Linked DNA regions of Homo sapiens: region 2 is linked to region 1. The links are chromatin loops, found by intact Hi-C in ENCODE. Cell type or tissue: mammary epithelial cell. All regions are shown on one strand. Each heading gives the region's core, and the rest is flanking DNA. Links, peaks and the distances in the headings are about the cores only. Region 1 overlaps LRFN5-DT (LRFN5 divergent transcript). Region 2 has its middle 310 kb from the start of LRFN5-DT.

Region 1 (9,762 bases), core at 1,126-9,125:
TTTTTGCTTATTGATTTTGTATCTTGAGACTTTGTCGAGATTGTTTATCAGCTTAAGAAGCTATTGGGCTGAGGCTATGGGGTTTTGTAGATATAGGATCATGGCGTCTGCAAAAAGAGATAGTTTGATTTCCTATTTGGATGCCCTTTATTTCTTTCTTTTGCCTGATTGCCCTGGTCAGGAATTCCAAAACTATGTTGGTTTTTTTGTTTTGTTTTGTTTTGTTTTACTTTTTAACATTTATTTTAAGTTCAGGGGACATGTGCAGGTTTGTTACATAGGTAAACTTGTCATGGGGGTTTGTTGTACAGATTATTTCATCACCCAAGTATTAAGCTTGGTACTCCTTAGTTATTTTTCCTGATCCTCTGATACTGATCCTCCTCCCACTTTCTACCCTCCAAAAGGCCCTAGTGTGTGTTGTTCCCCTCTGTGTGTCCATATGTTCTTATTATTTAGCTGATAGGCTGGATAAAGAAAATGTGGTATTTCCTCAATACTATGTTGAATAGGGATGGTGAGAGAGGGCATTCTTGTCTTGTTCCAGTTTTCAAGAAGAATGCTTCAAGCTTTTGCCCATTTATTGTCATATGATATTGGCTGTGGGTTTTTATTTATTTATGGTTCTTATCATTTTGAGGCCTGGTTCTAGACGTAGAGTGATTTGCATACTTTACCAAGGAGTTTTACCTCATCTGATAATCAGCAGGGAGCTAGTAAATGGTTTCATGCAGAATAATAAATATAGGTTTCTATTTTAGAAGGAATAATCCTGCAGCAATATGGAAGATGGAGGTATGGCTAAGGATGAATGAAAAAAAAAAAAGACTTCCTAAAGGAAAATCAAAGTAGTTTCAGCAGCAAATAAAAGGGTATGACTATGAATTGAGGGGGAAATATTGGATTTTAAAGTTTATAATTATATATATATATATATATATATAAAAATATATAATTATATATATATATAAATATATAATTATATATAGCTGCTTCTGTTATTTTTGCTTATATTTTGTTTATAACAAAAAAATTGTTATATTTGCTTCTGTAAGGGCAATGTGCAGCATCAAGACAAGGTGCAAAAGTGGAAAGGTTAGTGGATGTGTATAAACAGACCAAACATGAAGAGGAACCTTGATTTATAACAACCTCCTCTCAAAGTAACTAATCTAGTTTCTCAAGAATAAAATATGACTCCCATGTGATAGTATTAATCTATTCATGAGGGATTCACTGCCCTGACCCAAACAGCTCCCACTAGGTCCCATCTTCCAATATTGTTTCTTTGGCAATTAAATTTCAGCATTAGTTTTGGTGCAGACAAATCACATCCAATTCATAGTCCATGATATTAAAAGCTAAGGCCTTTGGGAGGTGATTAGGTTATGAGGGCAGAGTCCTCATGAATGGGACTTGTGTCCTTATAAAAGAGGCCTCAAATACGAAAAAAATTTCTTTGTCCTTTCTGTCATATGAGAACACAATCAGGTCTCTATCTATGAAAAAAACAACCTTCACCAAACAATGCGTCTGCTAGGACCTTGATCTTGGGCTTCCCAGCCTCAAGAACTGTGAGAAATCAATAGTAGTACGTCGTTTATGAGCCACTCAGTTTATGGTATTTTCTTATGGTAACACAAAGGAAGTAAGACAAAAGTAAATAAATTGCTGAAGCAAGATACCTAAGGAGTTTGTAGGGTATCCTATCTAGTAGAGATTAACTCTAAGCAGAAGAAGGAACACTTCTTTCTAAAAGAATAACAGAAGCTGCTACATATTGTCTTGTCCAAGCTCTTTCATAAATATTTCCATTTATTTTTGTATGACTTTTCTTACTGATATTTTAAATTAAATTTAGGATGATGGAATGTGGTGAAATTTTTAAATGTCTTAATTTTGAGAAACAAAGGTCCTGTGATAGATGTATTATTATAACAAGCCACGTAAGAAAAATCTGTAAGCAAATGAGTGGTTGACAACTATTTTTGAAAACTAAATAAATGATAAAACACAATAAAAATTCAATTTAGAAACTAACAAAATAAAACAAAACAGTTCAAGCACACTGTGGTTTCCCCTCACCAATTATCAGAATTTTTAGTAGACTTTGGATAGGTATAGGTCTTTCTTCTAACAGTACAAACACTTTGATTCCAAGGACAAATACTTTATGGATAAATATTAACATTATGTGAGTATTATTTTATAATATAGGAAATAGCAACTTCAGAATAGTTGTTTGACTTGCTGAATATCAGAAGATATCCAAATTATTTTTAATACAATCTGAGCTCTTCGTGTTTTCCATTATGCGGGTCAACTAGTTGAGGATAATAACCTCAATAAGATTTCAATTATACTTCTTAAAAGTACTGAGGTTTACTAACTAGCATTCATGTGTCAAAGATTTGGGTGATTTGTCAGTGTCGGTGTGGTTACCATTGATAAAATCAATACTTAGAACACTTGCACTTTTAGAGCAGCAGTTCACAAAGTGTGGTCCTTAGAATGCCATATTTTTAGAAGTGCAGATTCTCAGGTCTACCCAAGATCTACTGGACTAGAAACTCAGGAATCTGTTTTAACAAGCCTTCCAGGTGATTCTGTGCTTCTTATATTTTGAGAACCACTATTTTTAAGGCTAGAACTTACCTACAATAAATAGTAAAAGGACCAACTGATGAAAAACAGATATTCCAAATTTATATTACTTTCATTTAAATATTAAACAATTTTCATTTTTTTGAATTGTAAAGCACATCTTATATTTTTGTATGCTTTGTCGAAGATCAGTTGGTTGTAAGTATTTGGCTTTATTTCTGGGTTCTCTATTATGTTCCATTGGTTTACTTTCCTATTTTTATACCAGTACCATGCTGTTTTGGTTACTATGGCCTTGTAGCACAATTGGTAATGTGATGCCTCTAAATTTGTTCTTTTTGCTTAGTATTGCTTTGGCTATTCATGCTCATTTTTTGTTCCATATGAATTTTAGGAGGTTTTTGGTTTTTTATTTTTTGGTTCTGTGAAGAAAGATGATGGTATTCTGTTCAGAATTGCATTGAATCTGTAGATTGCTTTGGACAGTATGGTCATTTTCACAATATCAGTTCTTTCCATCCATGATCTTGGGATGTGTTTCCATTTGTTTGTATTATCTGTGATATCTTTCAGCAGTTTTTTTTTGTTTGTTTTTTTTTTGGTAATTTTTCTTGTAGAGATCTTTCACACCCTTGGTTAAGTATATGTCTAAGTATCTTTTCTTTTGCAGCAAAGAAACATATATTGGGGAAAGGATACTGTATTCAGTAAATTGTGCTGGAAAAAGTGGTAAGCCACATGTAGAAGAATGAAACTGGATCCCCAGCTCTCACCTAATACAAAAATCGACTCAAGATGCATCAAAGACTTAAATATAAAACCTGAAACCTTGAAAATTCTAGAAGATAACACCAGAAAAACTCTTCTAAATGTTGGCTTACGCAAAGAATTCATGACTAAGACACCAAAAGAAAATGCAACAAAAACAAAAATAAATAAATGGGACTCAATTAAACTGAAAAGATTTTGCACACCAAATAAATAATCAGAAGAATAAACAGAAAACCCACAGAATGGAAGAAAATATTCACCAACTATGCATCTGACAAAGGACTAGTATCCAGAATTTACAAGGAACTCAAACAAATAAATGAATTCAAATATCCCATTAAAAAGTGTGCAAAGGACATGAATAGACAATTGTCAAAAGAAGATATACAAACAGCCAATAAACATAAAAAAAAATACAGCATCGCTAGTCACCAGGGAAATGCAAATTAAAACCACAGTGAGATTCCACCTTACTCCCGCAAGAATGTCCACAATTAAAAAGTCAGAAAACAATAGATGTTGGCATGGATTTGGTGAAAATCACATCAGTGAATACAGATTTGGGAAGAAATGTGCATAACTGGTTTCAGCTAGCCAACACGCTGGTCCCAGTATACCACTGGCTACGGCATTCTAAAAGTGTCCTCATATGTATCTATTAAATATTCAAGAACTTTGACCAATATATTCTCTGCCAAATGCTCTCAAGAAATCTTGGTGGAGATGGTGTCGGGGTAAGGTGGGGGTTTTTCCGAAATGGAATCATGTTAATGTGGACTTAATGTTAAAATATGAATTTTCAAAAAAATTTGCTTTACTTTCAGTAGGCTAAATACCTACATAGTAAAATTTAAAAAAATCTGTAATTCTCTCTTAATTTATTCATTATACTATTATATGTGGTAGGCATTTTTTTCCTGGCTCTCATATCATTTGTGTTTGTTTTATACTAATGAAATACAGAAAAACTCTGTAGTATATAGAGCCCAATGGAACTTTTAAGAGTGAGAATTTTAATTTGTATATTATGGAAAAGTCATCTCAGAAATATTAGTTTATAAATATGCAGATACAATTTCTAGAATGTCAAAAAATAATCCTTTCACCTGAGTTGTCTTAAGTAAATAACTTTTAGGATTTTTAATTGGATTATTTATGTAATCATTATAAAGGAGATCTGAGGTAAATTGCTTAAGCATTTTCTTTAGCTTTTTGCAAGACTAAAAATGGAGAATAAATATTTGCTCAAATATCGAGTCAAACTAATTTTGAAGAGAAATCTCTAAATACTTTATTAAATGACCAAAATATAAGAAAATGTTTAAAAAGACTGCAAATAGAAACACATCAGTTTAAAGCACACAAAGAGATAAGTGGAAAAAGTATTTTCTCAGAACATGCTAAAAAAAACTTAGAATATCCAGGATACTGCATTTATTCATCCTTACAACATGAATTTTAAATATCTTAGCGACTGTGCTATCATTTTCAGTGTTCTGTATGAATTCTTACCTTCTCAGAAGATTATGTAGATATAACAGATACTTCTGGAATATATATCCATGATAAGATTTGTCTTTTTACAGGAGAAAAGAAAATATATCAAGTCCAACAGAACTTAAGAAAATACAATTTAATTAACTTTATATGATATAGGCCTTGTTAATATTATATATCAAAAAAGAATTCTAGTTTATATTCTTTTGTCTGTAAGATGGGGGAGCTGTTGCATTATAAAAAATACTGGTCAGTTCCATTCCTCTAAGCATTTTCTTTTGATTAAAATCATTTGTAGTAAAAATGATGACCCAAACCTTTGTAAATGATATTTTAGCTGGGTTATAATCTAATGAAATTGTGATTTTAAAAGTGCTTCAATTACTACAACTATAAAATCTTGGTTTACTAGGAATATGTATAAGGTGAAGTATCCATTATTTCTTTAACATCAGTATATATTGTTTAACATTCTGCTTTTGGGCTAAGACTTCCTAGGCTTTACAGAAGAGAAGTTGTTTATCTGAACAGTGTAAAAATATGTGTGTGTGTGTGTGTGTGTGTGTGTGTGTATGTGTATAAAAATATATGTTCTGTTGTTATTTAGTTATGTCTTCCCTGAAAACACTGATAGATCCAACAAGTCTCTTGATTCCTCTTAAAGATAAGCAAGAAGAAGAATAAAGTATGTCACACTTAAACTTGAGTAAATCCAAGTTGGAAAAACAGAAGCAGATTTTTTTTTAATCCTACAGGATGAATGTTGAGAGAGACAAAAATATTAACACCACATAAATTATAACCTAGAGAAATTCTAAACCAGGTTGAAAACCTACGCATAAGCAGTCAATAATTATCTTACACTTATGCAATACAATTTTTTATTACAGAAAGAACTTTAGTAATTACCTCATGCTGTATATATGGGAAAGGAGATAAGGAAGAAAAACTCTTTATAGTATGCAATTAGTTATCTCCTGCCTTATCTTGGTATTTGTAGAAACACTTGGAAGTAGGAAAAGTGAACATTTGTATCCCTGTTCTATAGTTTAAAAAATTGACACACATAAGTTATTTTTAATTTATCCAGTTAATCACCAGTAATCATGATGCTTTATGAATGACAATTCTTTTATATTTATTCAAAAATATGGGGAAAATAAATGACATCTGCCTATATAACTTAAAATTCTTGAAGAAAATGTGTATAGGAATAACTTGGTATGAAATGTTATAGAAATGTTAGTTCTTTGTCTCTTATAGTTACAGTAAGTGGCTAATCATCATGTCTACGTTTATGTATAATTTATTTACATTTTAAAATGTTCTAACCTTGAATACATAGGGAACAAATATCTGATGATAGGTGTTTGCAAGGCAGCATCAGTGATTTTTCTTGATATTTTATCTGAAATATCTGAGTATCTACTAGGAATCTAACATGGAAAGGTAATTACATATGATGTTGGAAGCAAATTTGTATACACCCTATTTATGGCCAAGCAAAACAGTGTAATGTGTCTGAGCATGTATGTGTTCCTTTCACCAGTTTTCTTGTGGTAGAATTTATAAAACTGCATATATTCACAATGTACAATGTGATGGTTTGACGTATATATACATTGTGAAATAATTACCACAATCAAGTCAATGAACACATTCATCACCTCAGCGTTTTCTAAAATTACATTTATCAAACTGTATTTGAAAGTAAATGTGTTTTCTCATTGTTAACCACGACTTTAAAACTTTATTACAGATTAATGTTAAGAAAGCTACTGAAATTAATTTTAGTAATAAAACATCTGAATATACACCATGAAATGTATAAATGTATGTGCTGATTTTAGGAGTACAACTAAATAAGTAATGCAAACTTACTTGCAGGATCATCACTTTAACTCTGTCTCTCTCTCTCTCTCTCTCTTTATATATATGTCTCTCTCATATATATGATATATCTTATACATCTAACTATATATATGTAGAGGAAGAAAGAGACACTATAGAGTAATACAACCTTTCCATTAACTGCATATAAAGTCAGCCTTATAATAATGCCCCTGGATTATCTGACCCTTTAATAAAATGTTATACATATTTAGAGACTTGGATTGTGCCTGTTTTTACTAACAGTTGTTATTTAAAATATTATTAGTAAGTTAATTCATATAAACCATGCAGAGAAGCTGTATAACTGTGCATATAAATAGTGAAGAGAAACTGATCTGGCATTCAGGGATGTTGAGATTATTCCAACTCCGCTGCCAATTGGCTGTGTGTCTTTGGAGAGGTCACATAATATCTCCGAGCTATAGTTTCCTTATCAGTAACATAGACTAGATGATTTTTAAAATTTCACTCAGCACATAATTTGATCTCTAACTTAAAAGAGCTGGAATAAAAATCACCACTAAAAATTATTAGCGTTACTATGGTTGTACTTTGTTTTTATACATTACAGGCATTAAAAACTACCTAGAGTTAATTAGTATTCGACAAAATTATTTCTTACAAATCTTACGCTATTCTGTAACGCATGGGTCTAATATGTATTTAATGTAGCTTTCGTACAACTGCAAAAACTTCAAAGCATATCTGAACTTGTGGGTTTTGTAAGACTTGAACGCTATAAATGAAAGTAATGGAAATTTTATTATATTCTATTATCGATTGTGTGATTAGAGTTGTTGAGTGGTAACTCAGTGTCTCATGTGTGTGAAAGAGAGAGAAATGATGACAGTTGTAAAAGCCTAAGATACACAAGACAGAATAGTGGTTAGGATCATAAGCTTGGAAATTAGAACCGATATTTTACTTCCAGTGTCTGCCACATCTCAGTGGTATGACTTTGGGAAAGTAGTTTAATTTCTCTGAGTTACTTCATCTGTAGTATGCAGATTACAATAGCCACCGCACAGTGGGTATAAAGATGAGTAAGGTTATATTTTTGAACACGTAGAAGAGTATCTGACATACAATAAGTGTGTACCGTTAAAGTATACTTAAACAAAATTTAATATTAATAAAAGCTATATATAGGTATATGGTTTTCACTTTTTGTTGTTGTTGTTATTATTGTTTTTCTTCAGTGCTGGGAAAACTGGCTAGCCATATGTAGAAAGCTGAGACTGGATCCCTTCCTTACACCTTATACAAAAATTAATTCAAGATGGATTAAAGACTTAAACATTAGACCTAAAACCATAAAAACCCTAGAAGAAACCTAGGCAATACCATTCAGGACATAGGCATGGGCAAGGACTTCATGTCTAAAACACCAAAAGCAATGGCAACAAAAGCCAAAACTGACAAATGGGATCTAATTAAAGTAAAGAGCTTCTGCACAGCAAAAGAAACTACCATCAGAGTGAACAGGCAACCTACAGAATGGGAGAACATTTTTGCAATCTATTCATCTGACAAAGGGCTAATATCCAGAATCTACAATTAACTCAAACAAATTTACAAGAAAAAATCAAACAACCCCATCAAAAAGTGGGCAAAGGATATGAACAGACACTTCTCAAAAGAAGACATTTATGCAGTCAACAGACATATGAAAAAACGCACATCATCACTGGCCATCAGAGAAATGCAAATCAAAACCACAATGAGATACCATCTCACACCAGTTAGAATGGTGATCATTAAAAAGTCAGGAAACAACAGGTGCTGGAGAGGATGTGGAGAAATAGGAACACTTTTACACTGTTGGTGGGACTGTAAACTAGTTCAACCATTGTGGAAGTCAGTGTGGTGATTCCTCAGGGATCTAGAACTAGAAATACTATTTGACCCAGCCATCCCATTACTGGGTATATACTAAAAGGATTATAAAACATGCTGCTATAAAGACACATGCACATGTATGTTTATTGTGGCACATATACACAAATGTCCAACAATGTCCAACAAATGATAGACTGGTTTAAGAAAATGTGGCACATGTACACCATGTAATACTATGCAGCCATAAAATGGATGAGTTCATGTCCTTTGTAGGGACATGGATGAAGCTGGAAACCACCATTCTCAGCAAACTATCGCAAGGACAAAAAACCAAACACTGCATGTTCTCACTCATAGGTGGGAATTGAACAATGAGAACACATGGACACAGGAAGGGGAACATCACACACAGGTGCCTGTTGTGGAGTTGGGGGAGGGGGTAGGGATAGAATTAGGAGATATACGTAAGGTTAAATGACGAGTTAATGGGTGCAGCACACCAACATGGCACATGTATACATATGTAGCTAACCTGCAAGTTATGCACATGTACCCTAAAACTTAAAGTATAATTAAAATAAAAGAAAATCTGCAAATATTTAAAATAAAAAAAGAAAAAGTATAAATTCATCCTAAATTTATAAATTATTGCTTTAGTCCTGAAGGTCTCTCTCCCAACCATAAATATTATTTTATTATATATCTGAATGAACAATAATTTTCATATTTTCATTCTTTCATAAAAATATAAAAAACAATACTAATATTTTGTTTGAATGTCTTTAATAAAACATTGCCTTTTGTTTATTTAGATTACACTGCATTTTGTTGAATCACTAAGGAAACAACTTAAAAAATTCAGACTTAAGCCTCTAACAGCCACAAGAATGTGTTTAAATTAACCAGCCACCAGATATGTTTGACAAACGTCTACTTCCAAACCTCATCCGAAGTTACTATATTATGGCGAATAGAACTTTAATCATTAGAGAAACTCTGACATCCACTAAATTAAATTATTCTAAGCAAATATCTATATATTCACTAGTATAAAGACATAGTATCTTTCCTAGTATACAAAAGATAGACACGTGTTGCTACATATATGTCTATCTTTTGTATACTAGGAAAGACACTAGCCATCTTTCATCCTAAATA
Region 2 (9,762 bases), core at 912-8,911, 310 kb after region 1:
GTAACCCTTAACATTTATTTAGTGCTTACTATTGGTCGGGGACATTTAAGAAATTATAGGTATTATTATAATTTATGAAAGTCCTACAGCAAATTTATTAGTTGAGTATTATTATATTGATTATAATAATTACACTAATTTAAAATAGTAATACAATTATACCAATTAATTTGTCACTATTATTAATATTTAAAAGAAAATTGTAATTTCAAAAGAGTTACAATTATTTGCTCAATCTAATTATTCACTCATTCAGTAAGCACATAATTATAGATTCTATACTCTAGCCACTTGGATAAATGCTTGGATAACAATAATGACCAAGTTTAGTTTGGGTCATTTAGCTCTTAGTGAGGCAATTAAAATATAATATGATAGTACAAGTAGAGATTATTGTGTAAGCACCCAAAAAGAAAGTAATTGATTGTTAGTTTTCATTGTTAGAACTGGAAATTGTTTTTGCTTACAATGTGTCCAATTCTTTTATTTTGGAAACAACATCTTACTTTGTTGAGGGACACGACTCCTTCAGTTTTCTGTCTACATGATGCAAAAGTAAACACTTATTTCTTCAATTTCAGGAATAAACATGTAAACTATACCTGGCCTATCAGAAGATTCTATCCTCTTGTCAGCGATTAGTTCAGAAGTGTAAACCAAGCGAAGCCAATAAGGCACACTTTTTAGATGGTTTTGACCTCAAAATGAAAGGAACGTTCACTTTTTCTTTGTGCCAGAAACAGAAAGAATACTAAGCTGGATCTGCCATAGTTATTAATACTAAGAGATCTGTCCAGAATAGCAGGCAACACAGAAGAAAGCGGTGAGAAAAATAATAACAAAGAGGTTCGATCTGGGCAGTATTATGGAAAGATGGAATCAGTTGTACTTTAAACCATCTCTGGCCCTGGAGTTTTAGTTATAATAGTAAAAAATATTATTTTCTCTAAACTAGTTTTATCTGATACTCAACTCTTGCAACCCTAAATCCTGAAAATTACAAAATACACAAAGCCAAGGCTCAGAGAATAAAAAAAGACACTGAATCTTACACACTTGTATCTGCCGCAAAAGCCTCACATTGCTGCTTCCTCCAATCTAATCAAGACCTTTTATTGAAAGGCCTTCTAGTAATCAAATTTACAATTTTTAATACATCTGACTTTACCTTTTATTTTCTGAGACACTGCCAAAGTTTTGTGAGATAATGTTCATTCGGCTTGATCTTATCAGTAAGTTATGTTACTAATCATTCGGGAGCCAGATTTTTGACAAAAGCGTAGGGAGAAGAGTCACTCCAAATAATAATTCGAGAGAGAAAGAATTGGAAATTTATATATAAGGAAAAATTAAAGTAGTAAGGTGTGAACAACTTGGCAACATCACAACAAAGTTGAACATGTTAATGTTAAAGTTCCAGAAATATATTATTATACATAAATAAAAACTAATTGTGAAAAAAGAATACACATTAATTTAGCAGATGAAAAAGGGAGGGAAGTGGCCAGAGGAAAGGAAGATGGTACAAGAAAATCATCGCAGGATTTTTGAAAGTTCCAGATGTGAGAATGTAAAAAGTCATAAATACTCATCAAATCTTTTATAACTGTGCAGTGCCATTTATGTGATAAGTTTGTTAGGTTCTGGCTAAAGAATGTTAATCAGCATAAAGAAACTCCTTACTCTCATAAAGCACAGTGTTTATCAGGAAAGCATAAAATCTTGCAATACGTTACAAATGTTCAAGCAATCAAAATTTCACAATAACTCTAGCTTAGAATATAAGATAATGATGGAAAAAAGTAAGTTAGACAAAATTTAAATCCTGAAATGATTGGTAAGCTCTTTTTAGGTGGTTGTTCTATGGATCTGATATTCATAAAACAATTACTGGCAATAAATACAGTCAATAACTCAATCAGGAGCAGAAAATAAGCCTACTGACTCCCAGTTTTGTTTCCTTTCCATAACACCATTCACAAACATATTAGAATTAATAAGCATTATCCATTCTTACAAGCTCCAAAATATGCTGACAATAATTTAAGATCTCAACTATTTCATTTTCCTATTGATAATCACACAAAATATCTCGGCACTAAATTAACAAAAATGTGAATCCATTTCTAGTATTTTCTCTGTTTCTCTTCCTTTGCCCCCAGTGTGTGTATGTGTGTTTCTCTCTCATCTCTCAAGTATATATTTCTCCTTTACATGTCTCTATCTTTTAAACATTTATTCATCTAGCCTAGCTTTAAATTAATAATAATAATTCATATTTCATTAAGGAGTAATTTAAAATATGCATTTAAACTATCCATGAGGCTGTAGAACTAGTCATAGTAATTTAAAAATTGCATTTACTCTTCATTTGATGTTGATTGCCTGGTTATAAAGAGATCTCAGTAATTGTAGTTGATGAAACAATGACGTACAGTCAGGCAAAAGTCTAAAATAAAATTTAGGCAATTGAGCAAACCTACACCTTTAATAATGTCTTATTATAATATTAAACAAGAACATAATTTTGTCCCAATAAACAAAAAATCTCAGTGCCTTTCAGAAAAGTTATCATCATAGTTAAATTTGTGAAAAAACAGTCCAAACTTCATAGTTCATACTTTTGAATTAAAACATATTTTTAAGATTACCTTCCTAATATACTACCTACGAGCATACATTTACCTATTGCAAAATACTTGTATTACAGAGAAAGTTTCCTAAATTGTATTGGTTCATTTAAGTAGTTACATTATAGTTAATATAATATTAACATTAATATGAGTCAGGAGGCTTCTGTGGAAAAATAAACAAACCCTTTCTGCCTGTTTACACTCTCATTATCAGCCTCTTTGTAGATTTGTAGTAATCTACAGATAACTACATAATATAAAAAAGTCAAGGTTCTACCCTAGAAGACCTCCTCTTTTCATTTTGTAATCTCTCCCTAAGAGATATAATCTTACCAAAGTTTCAAATACTCCCAGCTGCTTAAACTATTTAAATCTCTAGTCTTATCCTTTCTACTAATATAATATACCTAGTCCTCTGGTGGAGTGTTACAAGACACCTCATACTTATAAATCTGCAAATAAAACTTAGGAATTCTCATCTAAACATACTCCTCATCTAAACAACAGCACCACTCATTTTTCTGTACTGCCAGAAACTTAGGGGTTATCAACAATATCTAAGTCCCCTGTACCTACTGTATCCAACCTGTTTGTAAATTTTGTTTTATTTCCTAAATATATGTCTAATCCAATGGGTTTCATTTCTACCATTATTCCCCTAGACCAAAGCTACCATCAACCCTCACCATGACAATCTCTTGTAGCACCCTTTGAAATGATAATGCTGAATTCTCTTGACTCCTCAAATTTGGCCTCTTTCTTCCAAATTTTGTCTTAAAAATGTGAATGGTATTTACTACTCTTAGAAAAAATAAAGCAAAATCTCTACAGAGTGCTTGCCTGGTCTCTTCAGTTTTTTGTTTTTTGTTTTTAAATTTACTGTAGCAGACTGTACATGTCTTCTATGATGGCCAAACCAGTATCTCCTATGCTATGTGATCTTCTTACAATTTGATGTACATTCTTCCCATCTGGAGACTGCCTGTTGGCACTCCATCCATAGGGGCATCTATGTTTCCTCCGATTGCATCTGGTCAGACCTCTGACCATAATGTTAGTATTTTTGGTCACTAAAGTTGATTATTCCATGATAGCCACCACCTCTGACACTGCTTGCCTCCTCCCTTAGCCAAAATAGTAAGCTAAAACTAATATTTCTTCCTGTGGGTGGATGGCAGAGATTACTGTCACCATGAATAAGCTAAAGGACGTAGAGATTGAGATTCGTCTTCTATGTCCTTAAAATTCATCAGCCAGGCCCATGAAGAAACTGGATGGGTTCTGCAGAATGACTCTCAGCATAAAGGTTAGTAATCTTCCTTTCTTATTTTGAATGGACTGAAGCTGGAAACAAATGGGATGTTCTGCATTGGGAAATCTCAGAAGTACCACTCAATGGACTCTCTAATGAATTTTCTTATGCGTCCCAGCTACAAAAAGGACTTTGCTGCCTCCTACAGTTTCCTTAGGATAATACAGACTCCAAGTTCTGGTATTCTATTACACACTTTATATACTATTACATAGTAGGGTGACTATAGCTAATAACAATGTATTGTATGTTTCAAGATGGCTAGAGAAGAGGATCTTGAAAGTTACCACCACAAGCAAATGATAAAGGTTTGTGGTGATGGACATGCTAACTACCCTAATTTGATCATTATACAATAATGTATACATGCATTGGAACATCACACTGTACCCCATAAACAAGTAAATTTTACATGTCAATTATAAAGAAAAGTTTTGCAAAGAAATAAAAAGTATGTATTAGGCTCCATAAAGTTGCTAGGTAAGAACCCACATCAATACGCTCAACTGCTTTTCTCATAATGTGTTTTCTGGGAGGGAAAATAGATCACGTATTTTCTTTTTTCCTAGTAATGATTTTTTATTTCTCTGCCACTCTGTTTCTACTTCTACTTTTCTCTCTCCCCCATTTTTCCTCACCTTCCTTCTTCTCTTTCTGTCTTCATCTATGCATGCCTCTCACTCCATACTATTTTGGCATAATAATAAAATTCCACTACTGCTTTGAAGAGCAATGTTTTATTGTTGAAAATTATTTGGGCTGCTTTGTCTATGTGGTAGTCATTCTTTTGTTTCCTTACTTCTCTATTAAACTTGCTTTCACTTTTTAAAAAGAACAAAATTAATTATTTGGGAAAAAATTTTTTTGACCTTTTTAAGCTAATTGTTAATTCATATTAAAATTTTAAAGTATTTGAGTTGTGTATTTCATTTTTTGTAATTTGCTGTTTGAAAATACTTTTGCTTTGTTTCCCATTTTCCACATATTGTGTTCTGCATATATATGTGTGTATACATGTGTTCATGGACACAAAATAACACACATCTGAATTTGTTAAAACATACAGAAGAATTAGGACATTCCATGCATATATTTCATGTGCTTTTTACCAAGAATCTTTTAAATGCCTATATATATATATAAAATGTCATCGTAATTTGAATGGGTCTTTGCTACTCAAAGCTTCAGGAATTATTGGACGTGTAAGTTAGTTTTAATTTATTAATATAATATATACTTATATAAACAGGTGATATCATACACGAATGTATCCATTCACATAGCTTTGTATATATTTTAAATTATCCATTTAGGATATGTCTATGGTAAATGGATTAGTATAAATTTTAACTATGGAACTACTAAGAAAATAAATGAAGATAATACAATCCTGGAAATACTTTTATTTGGTCAAGTTACTCATACACTGAGTGCCTTAACACTCAGATCTGGCTATACAATTAATTGCTATAATTACTATAATATGAACTGGCTATACAATTAATAACACATGAATAAGGCATCAAACTAGAATTCATACTGTAAAATAGAACCTATGAGGACAAAATATTTGAAGTAACAAGTAGAGGCAGGAGAGAGAGCAATTGACAATGTCATCCATATAAAGATAGAATATGTAATCTGTACAATAAAGTGTATATGGTTGTAATGCTATTGTGTTAGGGTTAAAATTTTGTTAAAAGTTTCTATTCATGGGGAAAAGATTCCCTATTTAATAAATGGTGTTGGAAAAACTGGCCAGCCATATGCAGAAAACTGAAACTGGACCACTTCCTTACATCTTATACAAAAATCAACTCGAGATGGATTAAAGACTTAAATGTAAGACCTAAAACCATAAAAATCCTAGAAGAAAACCTGAGCAATACCATTCAGGACATACGCATGGGCAAAGACTTCTAAAACACCAAAAGCAATGGCAACAAAAGCCAAAATGACAAATGGGACCTAATTAAACGAAAGAGCTACTGCACAGCAGAAGAAACTATCATCAGAGTGAACAGGAAAACTACAGAATGGGAGAAAATTTTTGCAATCGATCTATCTGACAAAGGGCTAATATCCAGAATCTACAAAGAACTTAAACACATTTACAAGAAAACCAACAAACAAACAACACCATCAAAAAATGGGCAAAGTATATGAATACACACTTCTCAAAAGAAGACATTTATGCAGCCAACAAACATATGAAAAAATGCTCATCATCACTGTTTGTTAGAGAAGTGCAAATCAAAACCACAATGAGACACCATCCGATGCCAGTTAGAATAGTGATCATTAAAAAGTCAGGAAACAACAGATGCTGGAGAGGACGTGAAGACATAGGAATGATTTTACACTGTTGGTAGGAGTGTAAACTAGTTCAACCATTGTGGAAGACAGTGTGGCGATTCCTCAAGGATCTAGAACTAGAAATACCATTTGATCCAGCAATCCCATTACTGGGTATATACCCAAAGGATTATAAATCATTCTACTATAAAGGCACATGCACATGTATGTTTATTGCGGCACTATTCACAATAGCAAAGACTTGGAACCAATCCAAACGTCCATTAATGATAGGCTGGATAAAGAAAATGTGGCACATATACATTATAGAATACTATGCAGCCATAAAAAAGGATGAGATCATATCTTTTGCAGGGACATGGATGAAGCATGGATCATTCTCAGCAAACTGTCACAAGAACAGAAAACCAAACACCACATGTTTTTACTCATAAGTGGGAGTTGAACAATGAGAATACATGGACACAGGGAGGGGAACATCACACACTGGGGCCTGTCAGCGGGTGGGGGACTAGGAGAGGGATAGCATTAGGAGAAATACCTAATGCAGGTGATGGGTTGATGTGTGCAGCAAACCACCATGGCACGTGTATATCTGTACAACAAAACTGCACATTCTGCCCATGTATCACATAACTTTAAAAAAAAATGCTTTATTCCAGAAAAGTACTATTCTAAAAAAGGAAGAAAGATAATCTAGGAAAAATATAAACTAACGCAAATTTGGTCATAATATGCCAGTAACAAATTCAATCCTTTGCAGCAGGCCTGCAGAAGTCAGTGATCTTTTACAATAAATAGCCACAAATTTATTTTCTATTCATGAGGCATCTATCAACTTGATTCAAAGTACTTACATGAAAAAAAAAAGTGAGGCAGATTCTACTTTTTGTCTTACACCCATGTGTGTCTTAATTTCTATTTTATGTCACTCTGAAATACTTCAGCAGAAATAAATTCGTACTAGCAGCAATTCATTCAGTAATCTCTGAATCTGTACTCTCTTCTGATTTGAAATATAAATGAAGATGGAACACACCCATATGAATAAAACCTGTTAATTCGTTTATGGATCAGCAATCCCCAAGTGTATATCACAAATCTGTATGATATTCCTGGGCCTGCTTTTACATTTAAAATTCAGAATTGGATAAAAGATGGGTATAATTACATGGAGCCAGATGGCTCTCTTGTGACTACACATTTACAGAAGCTTTTGCAAGTTGTTTATTCCAACCAAATTTGGAATAATTCAAACTCATATAGGTCTTTCTGATTATTTTTAACTGAAAAACATAGAAAGAAGTACTTTTTTATTTAAAATAAGGCATCCTTGAGCATAGAACATGTATATTTATAGTCATTACAAATAAATTGCTTTCTGGAAAAATTTGGGCACATAGTTTAGCATAGTGATTATTTCTATTTTTATTTTTTATGGTTAATAATAAAATGTATTGAATCTGAATTAGGCATGCATATTAGTGGCTTAGTGGTAAGATAGAAAATTCATCAAGTGATTTTTTTTCTTCTTTTTTTAACTTTCATTTTAAGTACATGTGCAGGATGTACAGGTTTGTTACACAATTAAACATGTATCATGTGGGTTTGTTGTACAGATTACTTCATCACCCAAGTATTAAGCCTAGTACACATTAGTTATTTTTCCTGATCATCTCCCTCAACAATCCAATAGGTCCCAGTGTGTGTTGTTGCCCTCTATATAGCCATGTGTTCTAAACATTTAACTCCCACTTATAAGTGAGAACATGCAGTATTTGGTTTTCTGTTTCTGCATTAGTTTGCTAAGGATAATGGTCTCCACCTCCATCCACGTCCTTGCAAAGTATATGACCTCATTCTTTCTTATGGCTGCATAGTATTTCATGTTGTATATGTGCCCCATTTTCTTTATCCAGTGTACCATTTACATTGGCCATTTACATTGATTCCATATCTTTGTTATTGTAAATACTGCTACAATGAACATATGCATGCATAAGTCTTTATAATACAAATATTTATATTCCTTTGGGTATATACCCAGTAACGGGATTGCTGGGTCAAATGGTATTTCTGTCTTTAGGTCTCTGAGGAATTGCCACACTGTCTTCCGCAATGGTTGAAGTAATTTACACTCCCACCAACAGTATATAAGCTTTACTTTTTCTCCACAACCTCACCAGCACGTCATTTTTTGACTTTTCAATAATACTCATTTGGACTGGTGTGAGATGATATTTGATATTTCACTGTAGTTTTGATTTGCATTTCTCTAATGATAAGTGATGTTGAGCTTTTTTTTTTTCATGATTGTCGGATGCATGCAAGTCTCCTTTTGAGAAGTGTCTGTTCATGTCCTTTGCTCACTTTTTAATGGGGTTGTTTGTTTTTATCTTGTCAATCTGTTTAAGTTCTTTATAAATGCTGGATATTAGACTTCTGTCAGATGCACAATTTGCAACATTTTTCTCCCATTCTGCAGGTTATCTGTTTACTCTGTTGATAGTTTCTTTTGCTGTGCAAAAACTCTTTAGTTTAATTAGATCCCATCTGTCCATTTTTGCTTTTGTTACAGTTGCTTTTGGCATCTTCGTCATGAAATCTTTGCCCATGTCTATGTCCTGAATGGTATTGACTACGTAGTCTTCCAAGGTTTTTATAGCTCTGGGTTCTACATTTGAGACTTTAGTCCATCTTCAGTCAATTTTTGTATATGGTGTACAGAAGGAGTCCAGTTTCAATTTTCTGCATATGGCTAGCCAGTTATCCTAACACCGTATTTTAAATGGGAAATGATTTCCCCATTGCTTATTTTTGTCAGGTTTGTTGAAGATCATATAGTTGTAGATGTGAGTTCTTATATCTGGGTTTTCTATTCTGTGCCATTTGTCCATTTTTATTGATGAATAAATTGCTAAGTACTTATGAGTTTGTACTATGCAATTAAACTGAAATGTTAATCTTTAAGTATTGTGAAACTATACAGCTTTCTGAATTTGTGAATAAATATATAAAACCCATTAATTCTTAGACCAACATATACATTTACAGTTAAATCTCAGTCAAGTTAATGCATTAACTTAAGTGCTTTTTTGCTTTTGGAATATATAATTAAAATAAAAATCTAATTGTTTATATTTCATTTGGGAATATATCTTGTTTGGTGGGATTTGAGCATTAAGTTTTATTTTTCAGATAGTTGTTGATTATGTTAATATTTTATTTATATTGTATTCATTTTGTTCAATTACATATGTAGCAAAAAGATTTCTTTAACTTTGATGTTATCAGGTGGCAGGAGGAAGTGACCTGAAATTATAAAATGTACACATGTCATATGTATTTATAAAAATCTATTGTCATTGACTCTCCTTAAAAACTACCATTAAAAAACTCCCCAGACGTTAGATTACGTATGCATATTTTTTTAGATCATTCCCTTTAGGTTTTCATGTATAACAATTTGTATATCATGTTTCATACTGACAGACAGGAATC

The links. Hi-C counts contacts between places; a loop is a spot of excess contacts. Peaks named below come from ENCODE experiments on the same cell type or tissue, not always from the same donor. Only the 100,000 strongest peaks of a DNase experiment are listed, where the experiment ranks them.
Region 2: it touches region 1 in a loop (25-fold over the local background); 3 of 110 quality-filtered maps call a loop at or near these places.

Annotation. Positions count from the first base shown.
Region 1 is chr14:41,581,800-41,591,561 of GRCh38, reverse strand. It overlaps LRFN5-DT (LRFN5 divergent transcript), which reads left to right. Exons shown (of 2, transcript XR_001750740.3): 1 at 1-872; 2 at 3,275-7,917. Among named protein-coding and RNA genes, the nearest start is that of LRFN5-DT, 6.7 kb to the left of the region's middle. In mammary epithelial cell, for the core only: no CTCF peak of the experiment used is centred there; no DNase peak of the experiment used is centred there; H3K27me3 peaks cover 147 bases.
Region 2 is chr14:41,275,300-41,285,061 of GRCh38, reverse strand. No RefSeq gene overlaps it. Among named protein-coding and RNA genes, the nearest start is that of LRFN5-DT, 310 kb to the left of the region's middle. In mammary epithelial cell, for the core only: a CTCF peak has its summit at 4,100; no DNase peak of the experiment used is centred there.